2 separate regions of the Homo sapiens genome follow, and region 1 is linked to region 2. The links are chromatin loops, found by intact Hi-C in ENCODE. Cell type or tissue: Calu3. All regions are shown on one strand. Links, peaks and the distances in the headings refer to the core of each region. The heading gives the core; the rest is flanking DNA. Region 1 has its middle 57 kb from the start of B3GAT2. Region 2 overlaps B3GAT2 (beta-1,3-glucuronyltransferase 2).

Evidence for each region. Peaks named below come from ENCODE experiments on the same cell type or tissue, not always from the same donor. Only the 100,000 strongest peaks of a DNase experiment are listed, where the experiment ranks them.
Region 1: it touches region 2 in a loop (2.2-fold over the local background); 2 of 110 quality-filtered maps call a loop at or near these places.

The regions. Positions count from the first base shown.
Region 1 is chr6:71,009,512-71,017,857 of GRCh38, reverse strand. No RefSeq gene overlaps it. Among named protein-coding and RNA genes, the nearest start is that of B3GAT2, 57 kb to the right of the region's middle. RefSeq lists an enhancer at 7,487-7,987. In Calu3, for the core only: CTCF peaks have their summits at 4,606 and 4,809 (motif pointing right); a DNase peak (open chromatin) is centred at 4,807.
Region 2 is chr6:70,897,913-70,906,258 of GRCh38, reverse strand. The region is part of intron 1 of B3GAT2 (beta-1,3-glucuronyltransferase 2); the gene reads left to right. It overlaps LOC105377850 (a long non-coding RNA gene), which reads right to left. Exons shown (of 5, transcript XR_001744196.2): 3 at 6,718-6,785; 4 at 1,537-1,764; 5 at 1,029-1,113. Among named protein-coding and RNA genes, the nearest start is that of B3GAT2, 55 kb to the left of the region's middle. In Calu3, for the core only: a CTCF peak has its summit at 4,717; no DNase peak of the experiment used is centred there.

The DNA.
Region 1 (8,346 bases), core at 299-8,298, 110 kb before region 2:
CTTGGATTTGTTTTGCATTTGTTGTTGTATTGTCGTTGTTGTTGTTGTTTCTTAGAGAGAGGATCTTGCTCTGTCACCCAGGCTGGAGTGCAGTGGCACAATCATAGCTCACTGCAGCTTCAAACTCCTGGGCTCAAGCAACCCTCTCACCTCAGCCACCTGAGTAGCTGTGGGGGGCGCTTGCTATGTTGCTCAGGCTGGTCTTAACTCTTGGCCTCAAGTGTTCCTCCCACCTTGGCCTCTCAAAGCACTGAGATTACAGGCACTAGCCACTATGCCTGGCGTTAGATTGTCATTTTTAATGTAAAACTAAAAGAGAATTTGGCCAACATTCTAAGCAGTATTGGAACATTAAAGAGCACTTAAGATTACCCTGGGTGTACCAAGGGGTGCAGACTATAGAAGTGGTCCATTCCAGCATAAGGAGTATTTTGTCACTGTTATTGATAGTATGTCAGTACATGATGATAATAAAAGGCAGACCAACAATACTTAATTGCTTTTATTATTGTTTTTAAATTATCTACAGATCACATACCCCTTTACTGTCTGTACCCAAGAGTGGACCACATCTGTCACTCCCATTGCTATGTCACTACTTTAAACTCCCCATATTTGTAAGTTTAAAGTTTCATATTTATAAGGATTATTTAAGTTCTTTATATGATCTGTTTTTCAGACAATTGGATTTCTTGAAGAAAATAAAGAACACCAACTGTAGAAATGCAATTTAAAGTATATAAGAAAAATTAATTCAGTCGTAAATGTTACTTTAAAAATAATTGTTAAAATTTTATAGATTTATAAACAGAAAGCTAAGATTTGTGAGTTGAACCTAAAGGCTTAAGGAACGATAAAGTTTTTTATGTGCCAAGCCTTTTATAAACACTTTTTGCACATTAACTCATTTATTCCTCACAACTACCCCATTAGTATTCCCAGTTTACAGCAGTGGAAACTGAGACCTCAGCTAGAAGTAATAAAGGCACCTCTACAGAGTTGTGGTGAAGGTTAAATGATTTGATGTGTACAAGGATAAGTCCTTGGCCCAAAGTCAGAGTAAGGAGAGCTAAGACTCAAACACTGACACTGCTTGACTGAGCTCTTAAAGTTTTGAATCTGTAACTTTATTTAAATTGAATATTAATTTTTAAGATAAAGATAACCCCTGAAAATGGCATAAAAGCCATCCTTCAAGGATACCATGGGTGTCAGAAAGAACATTGACATTATCAACCCCATAAGTAAGATATTATTATTACAGAAGATAAAACTTAGATTGAGGTTTAATAACCTGCCCAAGGTTAACCACCTAATAACTGACAGAGGCAATATTCTGTCTCGAATCTGTCTAACTCCACAGCCAATAGTTTCAACCACGTGGGCCGAAAATGCCCTAGCACCTTGCTACTCAGTATGGTCCACAGACCAGCAGCACAGAGGCATCACTTGAGAGCTTGATTGAAATGCAGAATCTCAGGCCCCACTGGCAAATCAGAATCTGCATTTTAACTAGATTTCCAGGTGATTCCGTGCACGTTAAAATTGAGATACACTGCTGTCTCTGACCTGCCCTCTAACTCCCTGCCATTGAGAATCTCCTGGGCCTCTTAACACATCTTCATTATGTTTCTATGAAATTTTCTGCTCAGCCCTTCTGCTAGCCAAAGGGCATGAACAAGGGGGTAAAGATACCTGATTGATGAGCGTCAGAGAAAAGAGGTAGGTAATAAAGAAGAAGGGAAAGATGTTGAAGCTTTCTCTGAATGTTTTAACTGGAAATAATCTCGCTCATCCACATCACTCACTTAATATGTACTTAAAGTCTAATCTTCTTATCATTTCAAGTGTCCTTGTTTCATCTCTCTAATCATGTTTTAAGCACATTATACATAGGATGTGTATGAGTAGTGGATAGAATAATTTTTTATGTAGCCCTGACTACATGAACTCCCAATTTCAATTGGCTATGTTGAAATAATAAGAAAAAAAAATGTGAGTCCATCTTTTCATGGCTTAACATTTAAAGGATGAATATAAACCTTAATTCCATCACTAGTTCATTAGTTCAATTCTGGCTTAACACAGGTGCTGCCAACCTGTCCCCATTTTTCTTTTCTTTTTTTTTTTTTTAAACAACACTTCAAGCTTATTCTTTCCAAAATCAATTTAACTATTTTCCTCCAAAAATGACTTTTTATCTTATAGTATCTCAACTTACACTAAGACTTTCCATTCAGGCACCCCAGCATTACATCATGGACCTCAGTTCCTCTTTCTCTGTCCCTAATTACAATTGATCCTACCTCCTAAATCTCTTTCTCATTTGTTTTTGTGTGTTCATTCCTACCTCCATCAGCTCAGTTAAAGCCCCTAATATCTATCACCTGGACCATTGAAACAGCTTCCTAATTGCTTTTCCTGCCTCTGGTTCTCCTCTCTTCAAATGGTAAACAATTTCCTGTCTAGGAAACAAATCTGATCATGTCACTCTTCTGAAAAACCTCTAATGGTTCCACATTGTTCATGGGGCAATGTCCTGACTCTTAACCCAGCACTCAAGGCCCTTGAGAAATGCCCTGGCCTGCAATTTGGGCCTCATCTCCCTGCTCTTCCCCGTGTGCCTGGAACTTTAGTGTCCCTGAATGGCTCACTCATTCCCGGATGTATCTTCTCATGCCGTTCTCTGCCTGGCATGCTCATGCCCCCTCTCCATTACCAAACTCTTAATATTTATTACCAGTCCTAGCAGAGTTGTCACTCCTCCTTGAAGCCTTCCCTACCCACCACCACCCCCCTCTAAAATAGTGGTAGACAAACCATCAGTATCACCTGGAGCTTGTTAGAAATGCAAATTCTCAGAACCCACCGAAGACCTACTGAAGCCAAACCTCTGGGCGTGGTCACAGCAATCGGTAGTTTAACAAACCCTGCAGGTGATTCTAATGCACGTTTGTGTTTGAGAACTACTGCTCTAAAGACTATTTATCAGCTATTTCTCTTCATACTAATGGTAATTACCCAAGTTTCTTCTCCATTACTTAAGAAGAAGTATCTCACATGCAGGAAGCTTGTCTTACTCATCTTAGTTACTTCAGTGTCTGAAACATAGAAGTCTATCAATCGCTCTGCAAATCAAATCCGAAATAAATAAGTTGGGGAAGGGGCTGTGATGGGGAGATATTGGTCAAAGAATACAAAATTTCAGTTGGGATGAATAAATTCTGGAGATCTATTGTACAGTATGGTGACTATAAACAATAATAACATATACTTTTAAAAATATTATATACTTGAAAACTGCTGAGAGATTATCTTAAATGTTCTCACCACAAAACATAACTCCGTGAGATAATATATATGTGAATTAGCTTGATCAATCATTTCACAACATACACATATTTCAAAACATTACATTGTACATTGTAAATATATACAAGTTTTATTTGTCAATTATACCTCACTAAAGCTGGGAAATTTTTTAAATAAATTTTTTACCTAAAATTGAAGAACTCCTGTTATCATACTCCTGGCTTTTTACAGTCCTATCTATAACATTAAAATTTTTTAAACTATAGTTTTTCCTCATGTCCCTTCCCTAACTTGCCAGATTCTCCAGATGTCAATCCTTCCAGAGTTGGATGGTTCTTGTCCCCACAGAACAGAGTGTGAAATCCCAATAATCAACCCAGCATGGCAGGCAGCCTCCAACACCAGTTTTTCTTCCTTTGACAATGGACCCTGTGCAGCAAGCTTTTAGGAACCAGCTTTAGTCCAAGTGCCTGAAGCACTTTATACTCATTCATCTGAAATTGCTGGTTATAGGACAATTTCACAGACACAGACACACACACACACACACACACACACACCCCTTGTTGAAGGCCCAAGTAAATATTTAGCATTATCAATAAGGATAATCCCATTAAAGTGAAATAAGAGAAAAATGTTAATGGCTAAACTGAATATATTTGGTTATTGTTTCTCTTTTGAGAAATATATCTCGTGCCATAATGGTATTTTAGTGTAACTCTAAAGTGTGTTTATACAAAATTAGAGAAACTTTGGTTCCACTTTGTGGCAGCACCATAATGTCTATGTCACATGATGCCAACTATTAAATATTAATACAAAGGCAGGGATTTAATGTCTGTTTCCCCTAGAGGAGTGCCTGGTACGAGGTAGGCTGTTGATAATATTTGTTGATTATTGATTTTTTTATTGGTCCTAATAACTGAATTTTTAGTTAAGCCAAAAAATGCACACAGTATAAATATACAGTTTTCACATTATTTTTGTCTAAAAGGAGCTAATGACTAGCTCCATTTTGAACTACAAAATGCAAATTAGTTTCATGTTTTGTTTAAAATTCCTCAGTCTCCTCTAGCTGTCCCTCTGGAGAGTTCAGGTTCTTCCCATCATTTAATGATCTGTTTACTGAAGCCAAGGGCAGAGTTGCTAGTGGTTAACTTCCCAAAACACTGGTTGTTAATAGTAACAGCTGATACGCTGTTGTCTGGCTGCAGCTGTGCTGGGAAATCAATAGTTCTTTGTTGATTAATAACTGATTTCTCCACTGATCAAAATGCACAGATCAATGCACTGCTCCATCTGGTTGCAGCCTCCACCCCCGCTTCCTCCCCAAATAATGGATGCCTCAGCCAAACTGTAGCACCCATTCCTGCCATCCAATTCATGTTTCATTCTGCTCAGAATATGACTGGGATACCCTACGATGAACAAGAAGGTTGGGCCATACCCGAAATTTGGCTTTCAAATTTTATAGCCAGTTATCTGTGCACTACCCCTGCTTCCTGTCCACTAGATGGTGCTACAGACCTGTGTTTGTAACAGTTCACTAGGCTTTGAGAAAGATTGAAAACTGTAGACAGGTGAAATGCTGTGGAATGTTTAAAATCTATGAACGTTAATTCTTTAAACATTCTGGTCTGTGCATGTGTCTTGGCAGGCACTTTAATAAAAAGTCCATCTAAATGAATGGAAATTCACAACTTGCCCATTTATTTATTACACCTGGCAGCCTGGGGCATACACAATTTCAGGGCAAGCACCTCCTGGCACCTCTGTAAACAATATAAAGCAGCTGTTTACTCAGTGCATAACAATTAATGTGCTCCCTAAAGGGTAGAATTTATGACACTGAATACATAAGAGAATGCTTTGTGATCTCCCAAGACACTGCTCAGTAAAATCAGTGGGTTGTCATATCTCAGGTTCATTAATTGCTCTACGGATCCTAATACCCGGTAGAGAAATCAGAGTAGGAATTTAGCCAGTGAGCTTTTGTGTTTCCAGTAATCACCTTTCAGTCAAGATTGAGGGTCAAATTCATGGAGGAATCCAGTTTTTCAAGGAAACCTTGGCTTTTTTTTTTTTTTTTTTTAACTATGAAAGAACTTCCCTTCTGGTTATTTCTATACCAGTTCTACTGCTGGGGGGATGGGGAGCTAGTAGTAAATATGGCTCATTTGGAAAGTGATCTGAATCCTCTTTTGTAAAAAGGCTAATTTTGTTGTTCTATTGTGTTCTTTCCCTTTGTGGCACTGAAGACCTCTCAGCAATAACATAAATCAAGCAGATTTGGCTTGGAGGCAGCCATCAGCTTCCTGTCCTTGTGACAAAATGGACTTAACCTCATTTGCAATCGACCACCCCCTTTTCACTGATTTTGAATTGTTTGGTTAACTCACTTTGGGAAGGAGTATCAATAATTCAGCATTAGCCAGTTGGCATGTCACCCTGACAGATGGAAACAGCTACAGTGCTATTGATTCAGTTACTCCCTCTCAGGGGGCAGTGGTGAGATTCCACCCACCCTCACTCCCCCATCTCCTGTCTATGGGATTAGTGAGAGAATAGCAAATGGTTCCAACACAGTCACTAAACCCTGTCCAAGACCTCCTGACTACAGCCAAATATGCAAATTTCCCAGGATGTTTTCACATCAGAAAAAAAATGAAGAAGCAAGAGCAAAGGGGGCTGAACAAGGCACCGGAGAAGAGAACTGAGCACCTGGGGGTCAGCAAGAGGTGACCCAGAAAAAAAGCCAAGCCAGGGACCAGCCCCCCTGCTCCTGATTCAGCCCCCCTCCCAGACACATCAGCAAAGGACGGGAGGGAGAAGGAAGCGTGTGTGTCTGTGTGTGTGTGTGTGTGTGTGTGTGTGTGTGCATAAAACAGAGAAAGAGAAGGGGACAGAGACAGGCAGATAGATAGAAAAAGAAGAAAGAGATGGTAAAATTGTGGAGGTTTGGTTGTATACCATGTTTGTTTGGGACTGTGTAATTGTTGGCTTCCCTATTCCTCAGGTTTGTCAGCGGCTGTCACTAAGCACAGTTTAGGAAGGTGAGGGACGGTCAATAGTGATCTAGTCTGGTATTACATAGCTTATGGTTAAAGGCCTTAGTCAAGGAATGCACAACAAAAATGTTTGCTTTGTGTCTATAGTTGAAATAAACCTGTTTTATGTTTATGCTGTCTTTGGATTCATAAAAATTTAGAATTCCATAAAGACTTTGGAGTCTTTATGGAATTAGGACATACAAATTAGGACATCAGTAAGATGGCCAACTAGAAGCTCCTAGCACTCTTCCACACACACAAAACAGAACAAAACAATGAATAAATAACTACATTTTGACTAAAATAGCTAAAAGAGAGCACTAGGGAATAGGAAAAATCCAGCAGGAATCCTATAGAGCTCAGAAACCCAAGATGGCCACATAGAAAATGGAAGAAAATACCTCGCCTCCACCACTCCATCCCCACAGTTGAGATCAGCTTGGAACCAGGAGGGACTTTTCCTTGCAGGGAAAAGGTGAGCAAGAGGATCCCAGCACCCCCATCACCATCTCGGCTACCTGCAGTCTTCACTACTGGAGACTCCTACAGTCCTCACAGGTTCTGAGCCCAGCTGAGACAGTTCCCTGGAGTCCATATGCTGAGCTAACCTTAGAGGAGCCTATACTGCATGCCTCCACTAGCCTGTACTGCTACTTCTCTGCACCACTGTGGAACAGAAGCAATGTTAGAGTGAGCTCTGCTCCAGGGTGAGTAGCCATTGTATACCTCCATCCCAAGAGGCTCAGCCACCCCTGTCCCACATCTACCCAGGAGCCCAGTATCTCTGAGCAGAGTTGCTGCTACATCCAACCCCCAGGACCAAGCTACCACAAAGCCGTTTCATCCTGCCGTCTCAGTTGCTGGTATTCCCTCTCCTCAGGGACAAACTGAAGTGATACCCCACAGCCAGGGATCCAGAACTTTGAACTCTCAGAGCAGTCACACCCCTAGAGCTACAGCTGAGGCAGCATCCAGTCCTGTGGCCTCCTGAACACGGGAAAAGTCATGACCCTGGCCCCAGAGCAGATGTAGTAGCCCATCCACCAGGGACCTCAGGTCTTCTGCACAAGAGAGCAGTTGCACCTCCCAGCACCCCAGCTCATCCTGCACTCTACCATCAGGGATGCAGAGGCTCCACTGAACCTGGTAGCTGAAATTTCTAGGGCTCAGTAGACACAGTGCCTTGCATCCTGGGGAATCAAAGCCTTGGCTGAGCTGGATCACCTTGCCTTCCAGGCCAAGCCACCACAGTTCTCTGCCTACCTGGAACTGAACTAGCCCTGACTCAGGTCAAGCTACTGAGGCACCCCAATCTCCAGGCAGTAGAATCATCATTACACTCCTACCCATCTTCTGGGACAAAGCCACAGCAGCATCTTGCCATCTGGGTCCTTACTGCTGCTGCCCCTGGCCTCAAAGAGCCTGGGCTACTGCCATATCCCACCATCTCAGGGTCCAAAGTCACAATTCTGTGACTCTGTGTGGTACCTCATCCCTTGGGTCCCAAGCTGCCAAAGTGCCCTATTGGTTCTGAGTCCCAAATTGCAACTATGCCCTGATTCTTGGGGCCTAAGCCTCCAGAGCATGCCTTCTTCCCCAGGGCCATGCCAGTGGTATAACTTGCCCCCCAGGGTCAGAACCACAGCTACATCCCAGCCTCATGGGCCTAAGCTGCTGAGATGTGCCCTGGAGCAATAGAACTTGGCTTAGTGGAAGAACTCCAATTCTGTAAGTGTGGTGTGTAAATCATACTTATCTTTAGTATAAAGATGCAACATAAAAATGTTCACAAATAACTAAAGCTACAATAAGTTGTTAAAGACTACAGAATATAAAGAGATGTAAATTATGACATCAAAAATATAAATGGGGTAGAGGGTAAAATTCCAGTTTTTGTATGCAACAGAAGTTAAGTTTTCATCAGCTTAAAATAGTAGATTTTAAAAATAAGGTGTTTTAGATAAGCCTCATGATAACCACAAAA
Region 2 (8,346 bases), core at 14-8,013:
AATTTTGAAACTGCATGGTTAATAACATCTTTTAAGAATGTCTAAGTGCTTTAGAGACTTCTTTTCCCCCATTCTCCGTGAGAAGAATAGGAGATAGATCGTTGGTTTTCGTGTGGAAAAATTAAGAAAGAGAAATGAAGCAGTTTAAATTTCCTCACATTATCATGGTATTAAGTAAACTAGAGCAGAGGTCTTTGGGTTAGAACTCATTTGGGAAAATAGATTGAGTGTGGCCAAGGCAACCATTCCTGTAGTGAACTCAGCTCCCTTTTATGTAGTGAAGATAAATAGTTGAACAATCCAATACATGCCCCAGTCCCTCTCTCTCTACACACACTGCACACACACACACATACACACACACACACACACAGTGCCAGGAGACATTCCGGGACCATATTTTTTTAAGAAGAAAAAGTATTATTATGCTTTCAAGTCAGTTATGTTAATTTATTCCTTTTTTGAGATGTAGAGTAGCTCCTTTGTATCTGAGTTTGCCTATTACATGAAAAGACTAGTGGATAATGATACCAGCTATCCTATGTTACAAAAAGCTGCAGATCCCCATGCCAAGTGGACTATACAGCTACACAAACCTTCTGTTACCTGTTGGACACACTGCCACAGAGGCGAGCAACATGCTGTCTGCCATTAAAGAACTCGGGACCCTTGAAACCCATTTTGGGGAATATATGTAGCAAATAATCCAATTTTAAAAGGGGCAAAAACGTAGGTTATCGGAGTACATTAGACATGCTAATCTGCAGCAGTTTTGTGCAAACCTAAGTATAATTTAATTTTGTATTAAGTTTTCCTTTTGATATCCAGATAAAGATTAACATAGTCATTGGCAATTATATTTGTATTTTCAATAAACATCACATTTTACTGAAGTATACAGATCTATGCAAGGGATAGTGAAATAGACAAAGCTCATTTGACTTTTCCAGAAGGAATGCATTTTAACATTGGTGGCTCCTGTGGTTAGGGGGACTTCCAAAGCAGTAACTCTTGCGTTTCCTCAGCAGCATCATCATAATTACACCACTATACACAATAATTATACTCCTAGCTGTGGTTCTATTCTACAGCAGTTGCTGCTTTCCTGGAAACCTTGGGGAAAATAGAAATTTAAATAGCTCATAGATTTGGCTATGATAAGTTCACACAAAGACAAAATTGCATTTGGCAGTTTAGTTTCCCCAACCTTTATTTGTTTCCTGATAACTATATTTAGTCTGAACCTCTTTGTCAAGGACACCACATAGGTTATATTGTCTTCCTCTTTGCATCCAATGAAGCAGCATATATTGCCAGGTCATTTTTTTTTATGGTGATGCCAAACTTGACCACTTGGCCAAGGGAGTGACTGCCATACCTCTTATTGTGAAGGCACATTTTCCTCCTGTAATTAACAAGTAACCCCAGGGGTGATACCTTGAGACAATGAGAATATTTTGTTTTCCAATAACTTTTACCCAAGAATAGCTACACACACCCCCTGTAATTATAGACTTATGGGTCAGTTTTTCTCACCATGTGTTTTAATCCATCGATGTCATTCTTTCTGATATTTAAAATCGTTCACAGATTGGCCAGGAACCCTTCAGACCAGCTTCTGTCTTCATTGAACTTGTCCTTGTTTAGCTTTGAGCACTTCTTGGCGTTTTTGGCCCAAGATATCTTAGGCTTATCTCGTACTTTCAGTACTCTGGACGTGTGTCAGACCTGAAATCAGCCTCTTCTCCAAGGAGACCTGTTTCCCTTTAGTGGAAAATAATATTTACAAACCAAGAGTTGGGTGTTTGTGTTTTACTGCTACTGGGGTGTTAATTTTTCTAGGCTCTTTAATCGTGAGTTCATATTGAAACCACCTAATTATTTTGTTTTTATTTTGAATTACCTTTCTTGAGGTATAGTTTACCTAAACGAAAGTGTACTCATTTGAAGTGCTGAGTTTGCTTCATGTTAGCAAATTCATATACCCTGAACTGTCACCCTGTCACCTATGACCTTTTGCAGTCAGCCCTCTTTCAGCCTCTGACCTGCTTTGTGTCACTGTAGATTAGTGTACCTATTCTAGAATTTCATGTAAGTGGAATAACACTATATGAGGCCTTTTCTCTGGCTACTTTTACTCAGCATTATGTTTTGGAAATTGGTACATGGTATTATGCATACCAATTATTCATTACTGTCTCTTACTGAATAGCAGTCCATTGTATGTATGTTTTGCTTATCTATTTGTTTATCTATTTACAAGTTGATGAACATTTGGACCATTTCCAGCTTATGGATATTATGAGTGAAACTGTTTGAACATTCAGGCACAAGGTTTTGTATGGACATGAGCTTTCATTTCTCTGCAGTAAATACCTAGGAAAGGAATTGCTGTGTCATGTTTTTTAACTTTATAGGAAACTACCAATTTTTTTTCCCAAGTAGTTGTTACCATTTTTTACTACCACCAAGAATGTATATGAGACCTAATTATTCCACATTGTCATCAGCTCTTGGTATTGCCAATCTTTTCATTTTAGCCATTCTGGTGGGTCAGTAGTGGCTTTAATTTCTGTTTTTTAATTTTGTTTAATTTCTGAAATTTTAATTTTATTGTGGTTTTAATTTCCATTTCTGTAATGGGTGATGACACAGAGCATCTTTTTGTGTGATAATTGGTCATTCATATATCTTGATGAAATGTCCATTCATATCTTTCACTGACTTTTTTAATTGGGTTGTCTTTTTTCTTGAGCTATGAAGTTCTATGCATTCTGAATACTAGTGTTTTGTCAGATGTATGTATTAGGATATGTTCTCCCAGTCTACAGATTACTTTAAAAATTTTCCTAATAGTATCTTTTGGAGAGTAGAAAATTTTAATTTTGATGAAGTCCAATTTATAGATTTATTTAAGGTTCCTATTATTTATGTCGTGTTTAAGGAAGTTTTGCCTACCCTAAGACCTCAAAGATTTTCTCCTGTATTTTCTTCTAGAAGTTTGTAAACTTAAAAACTTTAGCTTTTGTGTTTGGGTTCATGGTCCCATTTTAATTTAATTTTTATGAATTTTGTGAGATATAGGTGTTGTTCTTTTTCTTTCTTTTTTAATTTTTTAGTTAATAAAAATGGTATATATTTATATTGTATAACATGATGATTTGATACATGTATACATTGTGGAATACATATTACCTCACATGGTTATCATTTTTTTGTGATAAGAACACTTAAAAATCTGTCTCAGCAATTTTTAACTATATAATATATTAACTATAGTCACCATGATATACAATAGATCTCTTGAACTTATTCCTTCTAAGTAAAAATTTGTCCTTTGACCACCAGCCCCCCTGCCACCCCTCACTCCCTGTCCAACCTCTGATACCACCATTTTACTTTCTGTTTCTATGAGTTTGACTTTTTAAGATTCCATTTATCAGTGAGACCATTGGTATTTGTGTTTCTTAGCCTGGTGAATTTTACTTAGCATAATGTCTTCCCAGTTTTTTTATGTTGTTGCAAATTACAGGATTTCCTTCTTTTCTAAGGCAGAATAGTACCCTATTGTGTTTATGTGTATATATATATATGTGTGTGTGTGTGTGTGTGTGTGTGTGTATATATATATATATATATATCCCATTTTCTTAATCCATTCATCTGTTGATAGGCACTTAGGTTGATTTTGTATCTTGGCTATTGTGAATAGTGCTGCAATAAACATGGGCATTCTCTTTGACATACTGATTTCATATCCTTTGGATATATATGTTCAATAATGGAATTGCTGCATCATTTGGTAGCTCTATTTTTAATATTTTGAAGAGCCTCCATACTGTTCTCTACAATGGCTATGCCAATTTACATTTCTACCAACCATGTACAAGGGTCCCTCTTTCTCCACATCTACTTTTTTTTTTTAGCATGGATGTCCATTCATTCCAGCCCTGATTGCTGAAGAGACTGTCCTTTTCCCCCATTGAACTGCCTTGGCATCTTAGCCAGAAATCGACTGACTATATGTAGGAGGAACTATTTCTAAATTCTCTAGTCTCTTCCATTTATCTATGTATTTATCCTTACACTAATGCCACATTGTCTTGATTTATATAGCTTTATAATAAGCAGAGCCCAGTCAGGCCCCTCCTAGACAGTCCATACCAGAATTCACAAATACATATGACCTAAAGCAAGTAACATAATTAAGTGAAGCTGTTCTTGTATAAGCAGTATTACTTTATTTATATTAAAATCTAACGGGCTAAAATTTCAACGTGGTTCATTTTCATTTATTAATGTTTTGAGTCATGTCCCTTTCTCACATGTCTCATGGTTCTTATTATGGTTTATTTCTAATGATATCTTTATACACATACTTTTCACACTAAATATTTAGGAACATTCCCTGTTTTCATACATAGAACAATACTGCCTCCATACATTTTTGAAATGCGTGGCCCATTTGATCTGTTTTTCAGTTTCCCACTTCAAAGAGAGGAATACAGTATCTCCCATGACAGCATCAGCTGGTTAATGAATGGTGATTGGCATGCAGACTCAGCATTGAGACTGCAGTGGGGAATGATGGGGACACTGTGGCAAACGGGGGAGGGCTGGCACTGCTGAGAGGGGCACAGCCACTCTACGCCACTTTCATAACATCATGTCAAATGTACACAAATTCACCATTATTTATTTTGTTGCTCAAATTATTCCAGCTTTGTCCACTAGGAGCTGTTTCAATTGGCTATGTCCCTTTGACACACACACCAATGTGGGTTTGTTCGGTTTTTTGTCTTATTTGAATGCTTCTTTCCTTTCTGGCTCCTCCAGGCTTATCTTGTGTATTTCCCATCCCAGTCCTAGAATCAGCCATTTCTCTAAGAATCCCTGGTTTCTTTTATAAGAGAATGGCATTAGAAAATGCCACAGAGGTTAAGTGTCATTCCCATCACATCATAGCAAGGGTACATACTATCAACACGATTTATGACTATCGATGTTACCCTTAATCATCTAGCCAAGATGGATGGTGAAATCATTAGGAGGGGGATGCAATAAAGAGGAAGAAAAGCAGACTTTATGTTCATTTTCAAGCTTGTTCCAAAGGAAAGTTATAGGTGTATTTGATCATATAAATATCGTTTTGTTTTGGAAAATCACGTTTAGGGACAATAAAATTGGAAAGAATCCTTGCTTCCAAATCACCTCTGTGTTCAAATCTTCATCATATTTGCACTGCCCTTTCCTTTGTGTTCTTAGTTCATGGGTCCCATTGGATTTGATGGGTTTCGTTTACTTTTTGCTACTGAAATTGTTAGTTTAAAAAAACAGGATACAGAGTGTCACATTTTTTATTGTAACTCCACTTTCTTGAAGTTGCCTATAGCATTTTAAATTTCAGAAGATCGATAACTTTATTCATTTCCCTTTGGAAAAAATAAAACAAGATTTTAACTAGTGGCATGTCTTCAAGGAAGCTAAAGACATTTAACTTTTTCTGTTTTGCTCTAAGGGCATTCTGATGATTGCCTGAATGTGATCTTCTGAGTGTTCCAGTCCCTGGAGCTGGCTGTTAGCCATCTCCCAAGGAGGGTCGAAAAGAACGTAGCAGAAAGCTGCAGAAAGAAAAGCTGGCTAAAGAAACAGGAGCTGCCAGCCAGGGCAACATAGTGAGACCCCAACTCTATAGAAAATTTAAAAAGCTGTCCTGGCATGGCATGCCTGTAATCTTAGCTACTCAGAAGGCTGAGGTGGGAGGATCACTTGATCCCAGGAGTTGGGGGCTGCAGTGAGTACTTCCAGCCTGGGTGACAGAGGAGACCCTGACTCAAAAAAAAAAAAAAGAGCCGGTTGTTGTTAAGGGCCACCAGACTGGAGTGCATGGTAGTCACCTGCCTCCCTCCTTTCCTGGAGAAGATGACAACGTGATGAACAAGCACCACTACCCTGGAATAGTTTAAATGGCATTCAGCCTGGAGGAGTGTGCACATGCACCAAATATATCTTGTGTGTCCTTTGTAGCCATTGGGTCTATGGAGATTACTCTGGCTGTGAGTTTGGTTGATTAACATTGCTATGCAAGCCCTGTCCATTTAGCTGGAGGTTATCACAGGAGGAATAAACCACAGAATATGACTTTGGCATTGAATAAATGGGAAGAGAGTGCTTTTGGGGGCCAGAACTGTTTGTAATATTATAACTCCTATAAATACATGAATTGCTGCCCCTTTATCATAATATCCATTGCTTTAATGCTCTGTTTTAGATTGGAGTTCACACCAGACACCTGAGATTGTGTTTGTTATGTAACTGCTATTTCATGTTGAGAAAGTAGCAAAGCTTTTAAATACTGAGAATATTTTAGTTACATGAAGATACTTTTAGTAGTCACTGTTGTTGTTACATTCCCCCTACCCCTCAGAAAATAACAGGGCTGTTAAGGAATCCTCAAAGAGCATAGATTGAGTGAAAATGACACAGAACAAAGGACAGATCCCAGGAGTGAAATGAAGAAGTTCTGTAAATAGCTGTGCCGTTTTCCTTTGAAATGTCTGGCACACTCTATATAGTATAGTGGTCGAGGATAGAGGGGCTAATTCTGTGATGAAGCATTCTGCATGGAATTTCAGCAGGGCATAGATGGTGAGGGCATCTGGATCTGTTTGAGTTTTTAAACTAATTATATGACAAACTTTTTAAAATGTAGCATACCTGGAAACATCATCCCGCCACGTCATCTGCATTTAAATAATCATTGCCTCACCTTTAACACCCAGCCTCTAGAAAAATAAAGCATGAACAAATGTTAGCTCTGAGCTGCTCTCAGTAATTTGGAGTGTGCTAAGCAAAACCTACATTTTCTAGCATGAAATTGGCACAGGAATGCATGCAAAGTTTTGCTTCTTTGATTCATCTGGTTACCTAGAACCTGAGGCCATTCTGTATTCTGTGGACAAAACCCTATATACCTTTCATGACCCAGCTTAAATGAAAAGTCTAATGCAAAACATGCTGAATTTCTGTGGCCATATTTAATTGTTCTAGTGGTCCCACAGGTATAGTTTATTATTCTTTTTAATTCCCTTTAATGGCAATTTCTCTTTTCCTTTTTTAAAAATGTCTTTTGCCTTCTGTTCATTTATTACCTGTCTCCCTTTTTTATTGTGAGCATGTCTCTTGCACAGCACAGACACATAGTGATTTCTTGTTACATGTGGGCCCACATTTATTTTTTATTTCTATTTGTTTTTCATTCCTATTTATTTATTTATTTATTTATTTATTTATTTTGAGCCAGGGTCTTGCTTCATTGTCCAGGCCAGAGTGCAGTGGTGCAATCACATCTCACTGCAACCTCTACTTCCCGGGCTCAAGCAATCCTCCCGCCTCAGCCTCCCAAGTAGCTGGAACTACAGGCACACACCACCAACCACACCTGGCTAATGGGCCCATATGTAAATGACTAATTAGTATTTAAACACTTGCCAAGAGTTGTTTAATACCTGCTGTGTGCAGGGCACAATCTTATACATTCTTAAGGGAGCACAGAGGTGTCAGATGGGGTCTGCCCACCAGTTTTTCACAGATTTGAATATTTAGCGTTCTGGGCAAAAGCAGTTTAGGAGCTGAAAAATCATGGCCATTTTAAGAAGATTATCTTACCCAAAAACCCACAGTACTATTGTTATTGCCTTATATATAAAGCCATTCTGTTAATTTTTTAAAAGTATGTATTAGGTTTAACCTGGTTTCTCTGTGTTTGCCATGTTTAACATCTAAGGCCAAAAATTTGAAATATTTTTACTTTCTGAGTATGTCAGGAAAGAGGAGTCTGAAGCTGGAGTGAGTTGGGGAGGTGGGGGGGACTATATTTTTATGAAAATTTTAGTAAATTTCCTGGGTTTTTGTCCCACCTATGGGGAAGATCTAGGATACAAAAGCATTAAATGTTAATATTGATTCAAGAATTAAATCATCAAAACATTGCTGGGAGAAATTAAAGACCTAAATAAATGTAGAGAGATCATGTTTATGGGCTAGAAAACTCAATATTGTTAAGATGTCACCAAATTAATATATAGATTCAATGCAATCTCTATCGGAATTTGCTGAAATTGACCAACTGACTCTGAAATTCATGTGGAAATAAAAAGGATCTATAACAGTCAAAACAACCTTGAAAATGAAGGATAAAGTTGGAGGAGTAATACTATCTGATTATAAGACTTATTATAAAGCTATGGTAAATCAGGATATTGTGGCATTGGTATTAAGATCACTGAAGAGACCAATGGACCAGATTAGAGCATCCAGAAATAAACCCATACATATATGCATAGC